Linked DNA regions of Homo sapiens: region 2 is linked to region 1. The links are chromatin loops, found by intact Hi-C in ENCODE. Cell type or tissue: adrenal gland. All regions are shown on one strand.

Region 1 (8,000 bases):
CAAAAAATACATATATAAAACTCCACATGAAATTGGCCAACGGTCTTTGATCTGAATAGGTCTGTGTTCCTTGGAGGAAAGTGTAGATTAAGAGATCTTCACAGTTCTACCTGATCTGCTACTGCTTACCTTTGAGTGTTTTTCAAAATGAGGCAAGGACCTGTTTTCAAAGCCGTCTGGCACTCGAGAGCCACTGATGGCCTGCTGTCCCACACAGGCAATCATCTGTGATATGTTAATGAAGGAACCTGGGGACATGGACCAGAAATGTAACATTCATTTACCAAAATAACACTAATTGAAGTGCATGCAGATTGGAAGGGTAAAACAGGAATAGGCCCTTATGCTCAATGAGGTCATGGTCCTGGAACAGTAGAAGACAGAAATACAATCAAGACAACAAGGAGCTGTCAGGAACCCAAGAAAGGCGGAACGACGGCGAGAGGAGCCAGGAGCATGTGTGGGTTGGAGGAAAGGCTGGGGAAGTGACAGGTGAGTCTTCAAGGAGGCTTCAGCAAGTCCAGGTTGGACTCCTGGAGGACATTATGATTTGGACATAAAGGGAGAGGGGGAGGAATTCCAAAGTGGGTGGGAAAGTAGGAAGCAAAGACAGAGAAATGGAAAAGTGTGGGCTATGTCCTGAGGGTAGGAAGCAGGAGAGCAATGGGGTAAAAGGCAGCAAAGTTAAAGAGACTGGACTTTATCCTGTTTAAAAAAAAAGTGTACAGAAATAGAAGCACAGAGGTTTTGAATTTGAATGCATTATCATAAAACCAAATGCTTTGAGGGCCTCGGTATCTACAAAATAGAAGAATTATGCCACATCATTAAGTACATTAAAAAATCCCTGGCTTTCTTCTGCTTCAACCTGCCTGACCTGCTGGGCTCAAGTGATCCTCCCACCTCAGCCTCCTGATTAGCTGGGACGACAGGCACAAGCCACCACGCCCAGCTAATTTTTTTTTTTTTGTATTTTTTGTAGAGATGGGGTTTTGGCATATTGCCCAGGCTGATCTCAAACTCCTGGGCTCAAGCAATCAATCGGCCTCGGCCTCAGCCTCCCAAAGTGCTGGGATTACAGGCATGAGCCACTGCATCTGGCCTCATTTTTTTTTAAAGACCACGTTGCTCAAAGCACCCTCAAACTCAGAATCCAGACACATTACCAACAAGTTCCTTCAAAGCAGTTAAACTTCCCAAAATGCAAATAATTAAGTCTCTCTCTCTGATTTAAAAAGATCCCTTAAATAAATGAAATGTCTGTTTGGAGCTGTGACTATCACATTTTCTGGAGCCAAACAGCCTGTACGGAGAACACACTGCCAGCAGGTGAGAGAGGGGCATGCAGACCTTTGGAGCCGCACAGAGCCATGGTGAGGGGGCTGTTGCTCTTGTCCAGCTCCCGGAGGCAGGCACTGCCAGCGTGGTCACGGATCACAGACAGCTCCTTCAGGATCAGTGCCTAGTGGGAGAAAAGGAGATCCTTGGTGGGTTGTCCTCATTGTCTCTGTGGATTACAAATGTTCAATCTAACATTTAAAGAAATTTGAAAATACTGAGGCAAGATGCCCGATTTCCGATCAGTAAATGTTTCAGAACCTTAGAGGAGCAAAATGCCCTGGCTATATGAACATGTACATCTTCTACAAGGTTCTAAAATTGGTGTATAAGGCAAACAGTTTATCTTTTTTTTGTTTTTGTTGGAGACAGGATCTCACTCTGTTGCTGAGGTTGGTGTACAATGGCATAATCACAGCTCACTGCAGCCTCAAACTCCCGGGCTCAAGTGATCCTCCTGCCCCAGACCCCTGAGTAGCTAGGACTACAGGTATATGTCCCTACCAGGCCTGGCTAATTTTTAAAATTTTTTTTGTAGAGATGGGGTCTTGCTATACTGCCCAGGTTGGACTTGAACTCCTGGCCTCAAGGGATCTTCCTGCCTTGATTATAGGCATAAGCCACCAAGCCTGGCCTAAAATTGACAGTAATAAAAACTTGAAGAATCCTTTAAATGGCCCATAAGGTAGAATGTATGGCTTTGTGTATACTACCCTACACAACAAAATATCTGTATATAAATAGCTGTGTGGACACACACATGCACCCCATACAAATATATAAGATAATATGTGGTATGTAAAAGAGAATTGCCTGTACTATTTGTAAATTTGTCTTTCTACTTTTTCTTGCCAAGCACACATCTGAATGTCTGCAAGCTAGGCATGTGATGAGGTGACTTCACAAGAATATTCCGGCTCATGAGCTCATCCACAGTTACTCCTCAACTTACAAACTAGGATGCTGAATCAGTTACAAGTCTGGTTCCATGAAAAATTGCTGCTGCCGAGGTCTCAAGTAATTTTCTAGGAGGTACCGGTGAGGGATATCCTTTTCTCTCTCTCTAAGACTCAGTAAGATTAAGAATGAGCTAATGGTAAATACCTCACAAAATTCTGGTTTCTCCCTGCTTTAGAAAATGTATTTCATTAGAAAACTTCCCAATGCTTAAAGAGCCTTTCTTCCACACTCAGGTGAGTCAAAGCTCAGTGCCACGGGTTTATCGGTGAGGCAGAAGACGGCCAGGTGAAAGCCTGGTGCACTCAGACTGCTGAGGGAGTTTCAGGTTCTCACAGGCTGGTGGTGATTCTGATTCTGACCCATGCTGGTTGAGATCTTAGCTAAAATAGTTTCAAATGAGGGGCAGCAGGCTGGGGATGTGACTATTAGACATGAATTCTCCCTCTTCCGCATCCAAGTCTCTTTCAAAGACCATACATTCAAAGAGCTGTGGTGAGGCTGGGCACGGTGGCTCATGCCTGTAATTCCAGCACTTTGGGAAGCCGAGGTGGGTGGATCACCTGAGGTCAGGAGTTCGAGACCAGGCTGGCCAACATGGCAAAACCCCGCCTCTACTAAAAATGCAAAAAAAAAATTAGCTGGGCATGGTGGTGGGCGCCTGTAATCCCAGCTACTTAGGATGTTGAGGCAGGGATAATTGCTTGCACCCAGGAGGTAGAGGTTGCAGTGAGATGAGATTGCACCACTGCACTCCAGCCTGGGCGACAAAGTGAGACTCCATCTTAAAACAAAACAACAACAAAAAAACTGGCTGGGCGTAGTGGCTTACACCTGTAATCCCAGTACTTTGGGAGGCCAAGGTGGGCAGATCACGAGGTCAGGAGATCGAGACCGTGCTGGCCAACATGGTGAAACCCTGTCTCTACTAAAAATACAAAAATTAGCTGGTCATGGTGGCATGTGCCTGTAATCCCAGCTACTTGGGAGGGTGAGGCAGGAGAATTGCTTGAACCAGGGAGTCAGACGTTGCAGTGAGCCAAGATCGTACCACTGCACTCCAGCCTGGCTGGAGTGCTTCATAAAACTATGAAAAGCGAGACTCCGTCTCAAACAAAAACAAAAACAAAAAAAACCAAACCCCCAAAAACCAAAGAGCTGTGGTGTCAGTTTCTACTTGAAGGATGCTGAAAATAGAAAAGGCAGGAGCACTCGAGTACCAGTTACAGAAGGGACCTGAGTGTGCCACCAGAACAAGAGCAGCCTCGTGTGGCCGAATGAACAGATGGCTATGTTTTCACCACCTGGATGTGAAAGTTAGGAGGGACATGAGGATCTGATGAAAGGCCCTACCCTCAGGAAACAAACAAGGACACACACAGTGAGCCCAGGGCCCCAACAGGACAGACGAGGACATACACAGTGAGCCCTGGGCCCCAACAGGACAGACGCCAATGCCTTGACTTGCCCACTCCTTTGCTACCTCTATTCATGGCTCAGCACAACCCCAGAGAGCACCACCGTAGCCACTGTGCACGGCAAGTGGCGACCCTGAACCAAAGGGCCGGGCTCACCTCCAGGGTCTCCTCAGCAGTGCAGCCAGGCTGCTGCTGCAGCTTGCCCGTGTTCAGGGCTTCGATGTACTCATCACATTTCTTGTAGCCGGCATTCAGCAACTCATACTTGGCCTTCAGCAGTCCTTGGCCAGGTGTGACATCACCGATCCCAATTGAGAAACCACGGTTAGCTGTTGAGTTGGTAGAGCAGGAAGAAAGGGCCATAAATGAGACTCAGCAAACCTACTAAATACAGTTTATGCCTGCTAGATATAGTTTGTACTATATATAAACTATGTATGTATAGTTTAAAGTATAAAAAAGTGTATATCTTCACAGAATTCATCACAATTCAATTAAATAATGGCTTTCTTTCTCAGTCATTAGGGAGTTACACAAAATGACTAGGACTCAACTGACTTCTCTCAGAGACCTTACGATCTGGTGGGGAAACACAATACCGTTTCCAACTATTATCTAAAGCAGAGTGACATTAAACACTAAAGGGTGGCCTGAGGGCTGGGTGCAGTGGCTCACGCCTATAATCCCAGCACTTTGGAAGGCTGAGGCAGGAGGCTCGCTTGATCCCAGATGTTTGTGATCAGCCTCATCTCTACAAAAACCTTAAAAAATTAGCCGGGCATGGTGGCACATGCCAGTAGTCCCAGCTACTTGGGAGGTGGAGGTTGCAATGAGCCATAATCACATCACTGCGCTCCAGCCTGGGCAACAGAGCAAGACCCTGTGTCACACACACAAAAAAGTATTCTCCAACTTTGATGGAACTAGGTGCCACCATTGATCCTAGCCACAATATACTGTATGTAGAAATAAAGAGAGTGAATGAGTGGCTTCTGGCTTAGCAGGATAGGAAGGTATGACCTACAAGTATCTGTAGATGAGAGGACTAATGGGCCTGGAAAGGCTCAGAAATGAGATCATTAGGTTCTGCAACTGCTGGAAATGATGAATGTGCTGGAAACAAGGAAACCTAGTGGAAAGTCTGTATAAGGAAGGCTCCAGGCCCTTATTCCTGTAGGAGATGGGAGTTCGCTCCCAGCGAAATGGAATCAGAGAGGCTCTGGGTCTGGGAATACCAGGCAGATGAAATAACTGTAAACAAGAGCACTGAGGGAAAGTCTGTATATTCCTTTTATATAAAAAAACTGAGAGGTCCATCAACCAGTCAGCTCCATTTCCAATCAGTGTTTCAGTCCTTACTCCTCAAGGACCACCAGATATTTGAGGAAAGATTTTAACATGAAAGACAAAAGACACAAATGCACAGGAAAAAGAAAGTAAAAGGATACAGAAAATTCAGGAAGCAAATATAATAAAACTATGAATAATATTCTCTCAGAGTGATCAGAGAAGATACATTCAGGGATCAAAACAAGAAAGCTTTAAAAACAAAACAGCCTGGGCATAGTGGCTCACGCCTGTAATCCCAGCACTTTGGGAGGCCGAGGTGGGCAGATCACTTGAGGTCAGGAGTTCGAGACCACCCTGGCCAACATGGTGAAACCCCGTCTCTACTAAAAACACAAAAATTAGCCGGGCATGGTGGCAGGCACCTGTAGTCCCAGTTACTCGGGAGGCTGTGGCAGGAGAATCACTTGAGCCTGGGAGGCGGAGGTTGCAGCGAGCTGAGATTGCATCACTGCACTCCAGCCTGGCGACTGAGCAAGACTCTGTCTCAAAAAAAAAAAAAAAAAAAAAAAAAAGAAACAAAAACACTACCTGTGAATAAGTATATTGAAAAATAGTATTGGAAATTAAATACATGACAGTGATAAAATTTTAAAAATCAACAGAAGTATTAAAAGATAAAGTGAATCTAGAATAAAGAAATGGCAAATGGAAAAGAAGATAATTAGATAATTAATCTAGGAGTTCTAATATGTAATTAACTGAAGTTCCAAAAAGAAAGAACAGAGAAAGTAAAAGAGAGAAAATTATTAAAGAAATAACATAAAATTTCCCGAATGGAAGGACACACAGCTGCAGATTAAATGAAATTACTCAGTGCTTAGCACAGTGAATGAAAAAAGACCCACACCAAAGGTATATTGTTGTGAACTTTCACAGTGAGAACAGAGAGGATTCTGAAAGTTTCTAAAATGAAAAAAACAATTCAAGGGCCAGGCATGGTAGCTAATGCCTGTAATCCTAGCACTTTGGGAGGTGGAGGCAGGTGGATCACTTGAGACCAGGAGTTCAAGACCAACCTGGGCAACATGGTGAGACTTCATTTCTACAAAACTTAGTTGGGCATGGTGGCACATGCCTGTAGTCCCAGCTGCTCGAGAGGCTGCGTGAGCCAAGATCACACCACTGCACTACAGCCTGGGTGACAGAGCAAGACCCTATCTTCAAAAAACAAAAAAAAATCAAATACAAAAACTGGGGAATAAGAACGACAATACCTGTTAACAACAACTCTGAAAGCAAGAAGAAAGTAGAGCAGTACCTTCAAAATTCTGAGGGAAAATAATTTTCAATCTAAAATTGTATACCCAGGCAAGTATAAGAGTGGAATAAAGTTTTGGGGGCATGCAAACATCACTTGACTCATGGCCCACTCAAAGCATGAGCAAACAAACAAACAAACAAAATAGAACAGTGAAAGCATAGTAGGCAAATATTGAGTAATCTTGGAGAACTGAATCATGGATAGCCCCAAGTGTTCTAGTGCTTCCACAGGGACCTTGGAAGCAGCCCATCAAGGATGGTTTATAATCTAACCCTGTCTAGAAGACCGTAGGGAGCTACTGCTGGTTTTGAGAAGAGAACTGAAAAGCAAATTCAAATCTGTTGTGAAACTATTCAGTACTGAGTTAATTTAATTAATAACAGCACACATGATTTAGCCTGGAATGAGTATCTTTTTCTGTATGTATATGTGTGGTGGGGATGAAATGGCAGTAAAAGAACAAAATAACGTAAACCCTTAAGACTCTAACAATTGCAGCTTTAACTAAAAGAAGGATGCTGAGATACTTACACAGGTAGACAGGAGCCAGCCTGGCGAGCCGTGACATGGCATCTGCAGCTTCATTCTGTCCCCAGTCTCGCAGCAAAATGTAAAAAATATTGTTCTTGGATCCTGACCCTAGGGTTCCTTTGTCCATGCTGCCACTCATCAACTCACTGTTCTGGATTGTAACATCTGGAAGAATGATTATATATTTAGACAACAATTATTTATTACTTTGCCTTATTCCAAAATGAATTTGAGACAGTTGAGAAAATATGTTCCCATACTGACACTTAAAGCAGAACAAACAGAAATTCTCCTCAAAGCTTTTTTTTGGGGGGAGGGAGGGGGGGTTAAAGGAAAACTTGGGAATTTTTGAAAAATATAGAAACTCCAGTTAGTGTGTAGTCCTAACCCTGAAATATACCAGTTGACCCTCACTCTCCTCATCTGTGAACTGTGGGTAACAGTATCAAGCACTTGTCATCTTTATGTTATGGGATATTTTGAGCATCAGATGAAATAACATACAGTGAAGTGCTCTATAAACTATAAATAATTTGTTACTCATATAAGATATTAAATATTAACAAAGGTACCATCATGTACAGCCTATACAACAACCAAATGAAATTCATATCCAAAAAGAAACAAAACAGTCTAAAACAAGAAGCTGAAGTATTTTGAAGATCAGAGAGCATATTTCCAAAGAAATAAATCTGAGGAGTATCAGTGCCCTTCAAAACATTTGCTCTTCATTAGAAGACAGCAGAAATCCTGACCTTCAGAAGAACTCTGCAATTCAGTTCTTCAGTACAGAGTCCTGGAGATCCACTTCTAGTCCCAAGGTCTCACTAGCAAAGCCCATTCTAAATCAGTGCTACTCAAACTAGGCTGCTAGGGAACTGTTTGGTAGTGGTCTGGGTGAGTGAACGTGCTCACATCAGAAAGTAACTCAATGGATGCTGGCTAAACAGCAGGGCTCTGTGGACTGCACTTCGGGTTGAACTGGTTTAGACAGACTCAGATGACTTGCATGTAAATCCTTTCCCTGGCTGGGTGAGGTGGCTCACACCTGTAATCCCAGCACTTTGGGAGGATGAGGTGGGACGATTGCTTGAGCCTAGGAGTTCGAGACCAGCCTGGGCAACGTAGGGAGAACCTGTTTGTCT
Region 2 (8,000 bases), 200 kb before region 1:
ACTCAGGAAGCTGAAGCACAACAATCACTTGAACCCAGGAGGCGGAGGTTGCAGTGAGCCGAGACTGCACCACTGTACTCCAGCCTGGGCAACAGAGCAAGACTAGATCTCAATAAAAATAAATAAAATAATAAAACTGATCATTATCCACATACATCCACACAGTCTTTTACACAGCACTTCCTAACCTGGTGACCAGCAGCTCTGTTGTTTAAAACTGGAGGAGGGTTTGGTGGTCACATTCACCACCTTGGAACCCCATGTGGTCCCGAGTGAAGGCTCTGAGGAGGAGTCACGGGGCAAAGAACTTCCTCCGAGAGGAGTTTACATAAACAAATCCTCTCTGTAACAAATCTGAACCTCACGGATAAGGCCAGCACTCCTCTCTGATACCCCTTCCCCAACCTCAGTCCCCACTGGGCTCCTTGAAGGTAACCACTATTATGAGCTGGAAGTGTATCCTAGTTCTTCTTATAAACTGATTTTTATATGCTAAAGAAAACCTAGAATATATATTGTTTAAGTGTGTCTGTGGATACTTTATAACTCGCTCCTTGTCCGGGGCTGTGTTTCTGGGAGGCATCCCTGGTGATTCGTCGTGGGCCGCTCTGCTCCTTTTGGGCATCCCATTAACACTTATTCTGGATCGACTTATCCACTTCCCTGCTGATGGACACTACGTCACCATTCCCTCCATTTACTAGTATAAGAATCATATTCTCAAATTATGGCACAGTTGCTATAGGGTGGAATTCAATATAGTGCTTAAAAGAATGGTTTGGAAGAATATTACTGAGATGGGAAGATGCTAACAATATGATAGTGGAAATACCTGGATGAAAACAGTGTAATGCAGTGTAATCCCAGCTTTGTTGTATTAAGTAAAAAACTGGTAAGAAATACATTAAAATGTTAATGGTTAAAAAAAACCATATTCTCCCTTAATGATTACTAACATTCCACACTATGGGGTACCAATTTAGGAGATTCTTTTTCCTCCCTGACAATCTTCTTTGTCAGATGTCCTCACAATTACAGAATTGTAAGACTAGACAGCATCTTATGAGTCACTGACTCCAACTGGAGAAGAAAAACAGCCTATCCAAGGTCACAGCTAATCAGGGCAGAGCAAAGGCATGGTCCTGGGGGTTCCAACCTTAGACCATACGGCAATGGCTTTCTTTAAAAGGTGCTGTGGACTGAACTATGTCCCCTCGACATTTATATGTTGAAGCCCTAAGCCCCAGTGTGACTACCTTTGGAGACGGAGTCTTCAGGAGGTAAGTTAAATGAGGTCAGAAGAGCAAGGCCCTAATCTGATAGAACTGCGGCTTTTTAAGAGGAAGAGACACCAGAGATCTCTCTGTCTCCAACATGTGAGGACACAGCAAGGAGGCAGCTGCGTACAAGGCAGGATGACAGCCCTCACCAGAACCAACCACACTGGCACCCAGATCTCGGATTTCCAACCTCAAGAACTGTGAGAAAATGAATTCTTGTTATTTAAGTCACCTAGTCTGTGGTATTGGTTTTTTGGTTTGTTTTTGTTTTTGAGATATGCTCTTGCTTTGTTGCCAGGCTGAAGTGGAGTGGCACAATCATAGCTCATCGCAGCACTGTACTCCTGGGCTTAGGTGATCCTCCAGCCTCAGCCTCCTGAGTAGCCGGGACTACAGGCACACGCCACCACACTTGATTAGTTTTTTAAAGTTTTTGTAGAGATGGGAGTCTTGCCATGTTGCCCAGGCTGGTCTCAAACTCCTGGCCTCAAGCGATCCTCTTGCCTCAGCTTCCCAAAGTGCTGGGATTACAGGTGTGAGCTACCGTGCCTGGCCTGTGGTATTTGGTTACAGCAGCCCTAGCAGACTAACATAAGAGGAAAACCAGTCCTCCATATATTCCTGAGACACTCCCGCACAAGCCCCTAAAAGAGCAAGCATAAAGACATGCAGTGTCCTCTGGGTGGTGGAGAGTTGAGTCCACTTAGACCATTGCAGGTGGGTGCACAATCAGCAGGGTGGGGGGTACCAGGGATGCTATGCAGCAGTTGGAAGCAATAAACTAAAGCAGGAATTCAAAACCCACTGTGCATTAGAATTAGCTGGGGTAACTTTTAAACTACTACACAGGGATTACCACTCCCAGGTATAATGGAACAGCTTGCAGCATCCCTTGGAGAACACCTAGAAAATCTGGGTAAAAAATGAGAAATATCTTTTTGAAGGCATCGTAGAGTGGCAGAGACAAGACAGAATTTGAGATGCCAAGATCCTGGAGAGAAGGAAACTGGAGTATTAGAAGCTGACATTCTGCAGGCCTTTCCCCCTTCAGAGCAACTGGAGACTTCTAAAGTGAGAGTGAGGGGCAGAGAACCCAGGCAGAGGGCCGCCGCTGAGGGGCTGAGAACCCAGGCACGGGGCCGCCGCTGAGGGGCTGAGAACCCAGGCACGGGGCCGCCGCTGAGGGGCTGAGAACCCAGGCACGGGGCCGCCGCTGAGGGCTGAGAACCCACGAAAAGTTTCTGAAAATCTCCAAAGCAGGTGAGATCAAAACGGAGTTCAGGGCTGCCAGGACCTGGTGGGTCATTATTCCAGAGGAAGGGAAGGGCAAAGAACTAAGTCTGGTATCACAGGTTTTCCCTTAAAGCCATTTGCCAAATTCTTAAGCTGTGAAAAGCAAGAAGCTAAGCATCTAAGACAGTCACTAAGACACTGAGCAGTGTTCCATGGCCTCCCAGTGCTGAAGAGTGAGAAACTGGAAGTCAAGGCTCCCTAGGGAAGAGCGGCCCTAGGGAACACCCCAGGCTGGGACCACTGGTGGGCCACCCCCTAGGGTCAGGTGAACCACCAGCTGCACAAAAGCTGCAACCCAGCCTGAGGTCAGCTGAGTCTGTGGCTGGATCAAAGTGATCTGCGAGCAGCGGCTATCTCCAGAGCAGAGGGCAGACCCTCTCTGGAAGCTGGCAACATCACTCGGAGCCCTGAAAATCCCCTAAACATAACTTCTGACATCTCAATAAACAATAACTAGGCATATCATGGGGCAGGACCAAGAAAAACAAAGACCACAGAAAGAGACTCAGGGATGACCACACATGACAGTTACCAAACGCAGTCTTTACAAACATATGATTCAAGTATTTAAGAGGACAGATGACAAGAGGGAAAGTCTCAGCAGAGAATTAAAGCCTGGTAAAAAAGAACCAAGTGGAAACTCTAGAGTGATAAATAAAATACAACTTCTGAAAGTAAGAACATAATGGATGCAACAGAAGAGTGGAATAATGAACAGGAAAAAAGAGTAGAAAACAACCAGGCTGGCTGAATCATGGAGAGAAAGAAAGAAGTGGAAAATGCAGGAGAAAAAGAGCCCAGAAGACAGGAGACAGACAGGGTATTGTCGAAGAACAAAAACCCCGAGGAGAGGCAAGGTCAGCACAGAAGCAATATGAAAGAAACTGCGGCCAGGAATCTCCAAAACCGACCACACCACCAAACTACAGATGTAAAAAGTGCTAAGCACCTTCTGAGCAGGATAAACACAAAGAAAACCACACGGGGGAAGCACGGTGTGGTAAGAAATTAAGAAGTTTCTTTCTGAGAAAGGAAGGCAGAGAAAACCCTACCCACTCATGGTGGTGGACGGGTGGTGGCACTGCCTTCAGCACTGAGCCTGGAAAGATGACTTCTCACCAGCAATGAGTGTGGCAGGCTGACAAGTGTCCCCCAAAGACTGACTCATGTCCTAAGCCCCAGATCCCATGAGCATTACACCTTATGCAACAAAAGAAGCGATGATTCAGTTAAAGGCCTTGGGAGGAAGGGCTTTTCCTGGAGTATCTGGGTGGGTCCTAAATAAAACCCCACGGGTCCTCTGAGAGGCAGAGGGAGTTGAGAGAGAGACCCACGTGGAGGACGAGGTGACGTGAAGATGGAGCAGATGAGATTTGAAGATGACAGTGATGTGGCCACAGCAAAGGCTTGGCAGCAGCCACCAGAAGCTGGGAGGGGCAAGGAACAGGCTCTCTCCTCAAGCCCGGAGGGAGCGAAGGTTGGCCAACAATTTGACTGACCCAGTGGTCCTGAGTGTGGACTTCTGGCCTCCAGAACTGTGGGAGGATAAACCTGTGTGTTTGAAGCCACACAGTCTGTGGTAATTGGGTACAGCGGCCACAGGAAACTACTACACAAAGAGAGCCAGGGACCAGGAATGATATCTTTAAAGCACCCAAGTAAAACATCCACCAATCTAAAATTCTATATCCAGTGAGAATCTCCAAAAACGATATTAAAATGGACATTTTCAGACACAAACACTGACAGGATGTGTCACCAAAAAACCTGCACTACAAGAAAAACATTTCTGCAAGTTGTTCAGCAGAAAGAAAACAAAATCAGAAGCACAAAACTGCAGGAAGGAATAAAGAGCAATGGAAATGTAAAAGGCAAAAACCGATGAATAATTGATGTGCAAATGGACAGACTGAGTCAGAGTTAAAGTATCTGTAGAATTAAAATGAGAAAAGTATGGCCGGGGACAGTGCCTTGCGCCTGTAATCCCGGGTGCAGTGCCTTGCACTTTGTGAGGCTAAGACAGGCGGCTCACTTGAGGTCAGGAGTTTCAAGACCAGCCTGGCCAACATGGTGAAACCCCGTCTTTACTAAAAATACAAAAATTAGCCAGATGTGGTGACAGGCACCTGTAATCCCAGCTACTCGGCAGGCTGAGGCAGGAAAATCGCTTGAACCTGGGAGGCAGAGGTTGCAGCGAGCCGAGATCGTACCATTGCACTCCGGCCTGGGCGACAGAGCGAGATTCTGCCTCAAAAAATAAAATAATAAAAAAATAAAATGCGAATAGTATCAAAGTTAGAAAAGAGATAAATGGAGTTAGTGGTTTGATGTCTTAGAATTATCAGGGAAGTGGCCAAAGCAATGATTTCTCTTAGCAGTAAGTCAAAGGTGCACACTGTGAGGTCTATTTTAACCCCCAAAAGAATAAAATAGAAACAACTAAACACTAGTGGATGTGAGAGGATAACAGTAGATGATATAGGGGCAGAATAAAACAAAACACATGATTCATTTTTAAAAAGCAAGAAAGAAGGGACAAACATAAACGAGGTAGAATGAATAGAAAACAAACAGTAAGATGGGAAATGTCTACTTTATGTAATGAGGTAAATACTCTTGATGAAACAATCAAGACTGCCACAGGGGTGTTCAGATTGTGGAAATTCCTCACACTGCTCACTTTTCTGTAAATGAATGTGTGCATTGCTGTATGTATGTTACACTTGGATAAAATTTTTAAAAAGACAGATTGCCACAGTGGATTTAAAAAGTCCCACATGCTGCTTATAAGGGATATTTAAATATAAAGTGACAGAAAAGTTTGAAGTAAAAGAAAAAGATAAACTGTGCCAAAGATAACCAAAAGAAAACTGGTAATGTCAATAAAAATATCACGTAAAATAGACTTTCAGAAAGAAACATTCCTGGAGATCAAGAAGGGCATTTTATAACGATAAAAAGGTTAATTTACCAGGAAGGTGTAACAATGCAAAAGGTGTATGTATCTAACGACAACTTCAAGATATATATTGAAAAACACCTGAAGAGCTAAAAGGAAGAATAGACAAAGGGCTATTTTTTAAAGACACTAGCACCACCGGACAAATGCCAAACATAATGGAGATGGCACCTACGGAGAAAGGAGCAGAGGGCACAAGAGTGGAGGCCAAAGAGAGTGAAGGAAAAAAAACAAAAAGCAAAATAAGAGAGAAACCTTGCCTTGAGTAACAGGTTGGCATTTTTTTTTTTTTTTTTTTTTGAGACAGGTTCTCACTCTGTTGCCTGGGCTAGAGTGCAGTGGCGTGATCACAGTTCACTGCAGCTCTTGACCTCCCAGGCTGAAGCTATCTTCCTGCCTCAGCCTCTTCGGTAGCTGGAACTACAGGCATGAGCCACCACACCAGGCTAATTTTTGTATTTTTTAGTAGAGATGGGGTTTCACCATGTTGGCCAGGCTGGTCTTGAACTCCCTGCCTCAAGTGATCCACCCACCTCGGCTTCCCAAAGTGCTGGGATTACAGGCATGCGCCACCATGCCTGGCCTAAACTTTTTCTATAAGGGGCAAGATAGTAAATATTTTAGGCTTTGAAGGCAAAACGGCAAAATTAAGCAATTGTTATCAGCAAAGGGCTAATAGACTTTTTTACATCTTACATTTTAAGAAGTGTAAAAACCCATGCTCAGCTCACAGACCATTTAAAAATAGGCAGTAGTCCAGACTCGGTCCATGGCCAATAGTTTGCCAACCCTTGTCCCAGCTGATAGTGACAGTGGGCCATGAACTACAGTGTGATCCACTGAACTCCCTAGGCCTAAGGTCTTCATTGTAAAAAGCGAAGAGAGGGAGGGAGGCAGCCAGCTGCCCTACACTCTGCTGCTCACTGCCACCCCCACACCTGATTGCCAGGGAGGGCACATTCTAGGACAGTAGACAGTAGACACACACCAGGGCCCTGGGAGCCACGTTCCTAAGGGCCTCTTGCTTTAAAGGACAAATGCATCCTTTCCACAAGGGCTGTCTACCAGGGGATGTCTGACATCTCCTATCACTCAACTCCAGCCCTGGACTAGCATCTTGCTCCATAAGGATTATACAAGACTTGTTCATGAACACAGGACTGAGGCCAGAAATGCCGAAGTTCTGCAGAAACCGACAGCTCTTGGTCACTACCAAGCAGCCTGTAAGAACCTAAAAACAAATGGCAAGCAAGGCACTCAGCAGAGATTGCTTCTTGCCTACCCAATAGCTATCCCTCCATTCTTCCTCAGTAACTGAACCTCTTACTGAGGCCAGCAATGCACCCAGCTAAAACATGCCTTTTCTTTTTAATTATTTTTTGAGACAGGATCTTGCTCTGTCACCCAGGCTGGAGTACGGTGGCGTGATCTTGGCTCACTGCACCTCCGCCTCCTGGGTTCAAGGGATTCTCCTGCCTCAGCCTCCCAAGTAGCTGGGATTACAGGTGCATGCCACCACACCTGGCTAATTTTTGTATTTTTAATAGAGACAGGGTTTCACCATGTTGGCCAGGCTGGTCTTGAACTCCTGACCTCAGGTGATCCACCCACCTCAGCCTCCCAAAGTGCTGGGATTAAACGTGTGAGCCACTGTGCCTGGCCAAAACATGCCTTTTTGACCTCTCTTGCACATGCAAGTGGACAATGAGATGCAAGTTGAAGTCACAGGTTAGGGCTTCCAGATAGCTGCTGAAAGAGGCACGCTCAGCTGAGGCACACTTCTGCCTTACCACTCCTTCCTTCCTCCTGCTGCCTGAAACAGGGACATGATGGCTGCAGCTGCATTGACAGGCGGTGACTGGGAGGATGGAAGCCACACCCCATAGATGTGGCTCTGAAGATGGCAGCACCCCCCGACCAAGCCGAACACACACCTTCAGACTTGCGCACAAAAGCAAAGTAAGACTCTCTTTTGTTTAAGTCCCTGTTGTGGAGCTCCTGGATCCACAGCAAGCCCCATCTGGAGAGCCCACTGGAAAATGAGCTCAGCCACTTGCCTTCAAAGAGTGGAATGGAGTCACTGGAAAAGGCATCCAAGGCGAGCAGGTCTTTCCCGTCCTTGGACCCGCTGCGTTTGTGCTTGTGTTTCCTCCGAAAAAAGGACCGGCGTGCAGCCGCTGACAGCGTCTTTGTGGCGCTATTGTCATCTTTGACTTCAGACATGCTGAGCCTCCTGGAGAATTCTTGGTCCATCCTGTGGCACAGGGGACAATGCTGGGCAGGGCCATCGAGACCCTGCTGCCCTGCCCTTCCTGCCCTTCCTGGTGAGAAAAGCAAAGGTGGGCCAGACACTGGGCTCCCCCCACACTCCTTGGCAGGTCTCAAGGCTACATCTCCTCCCACGCCCCTGGGAACCCTCGGTACATGCTGCGGGGGTGACACAAACACCAGCACCAGGGCAAGCTCTC

The links. A loop is a pair of places that touch in the nucleus more often than their neighbours do. Peaks named below come from ENCODE experiments on the same cell type or tissue, not always from the same donor. Only the 100,000 strongest peaks of a DNase experiment are listed, where the experiment ranks them.
Region 2: a loop joins it to region 1, with 2.8 times the contacts of the local background. A loop is called at or near these places in 2 of 110 quality-filtered maps.

Annotation. Positions count from the first base shown.
Region 1 is chr10:78,000,847-78,008,846 of GRCh38, forward strand. It overlaps POLR3A (RNA polymerase III subunit A), which reads right to left. Exons shown (of 31, transcript NM_007055.4): 15 at 6,856-7,020; 16 at 3,870-4,042; 17 at 1,351-1,462; 18 at 130-248. Among named protein-coding and RNA genes, the nearest start is that of POLR3A, 25 kb to the right of the region's middle. In adrenal gland, a CTCF peak has its summit at 3,600; no DNase peak of the experiment used is centred here; H3K27ac peaks cover 1,211 bases.
Region 2 is chr10:77,798,076-77,806,075 of GRCh38, forward strand. DLG5 (discs large MAGUK scaffold protein 5) reads right to left here. Exons shown (of 32, transcript NM_004747.4): 27 at 7,590-7,786. Among named protein-coding and RNA genes, the nearest start is that of DLG5, 120 kb to the right of the region's middle. In adrenal gland, no CTCF peak of the experiment used is centred here; a DNase peak (open chromatin) is centred at 3,899; H3K27ac peaks cover 3,143 bases.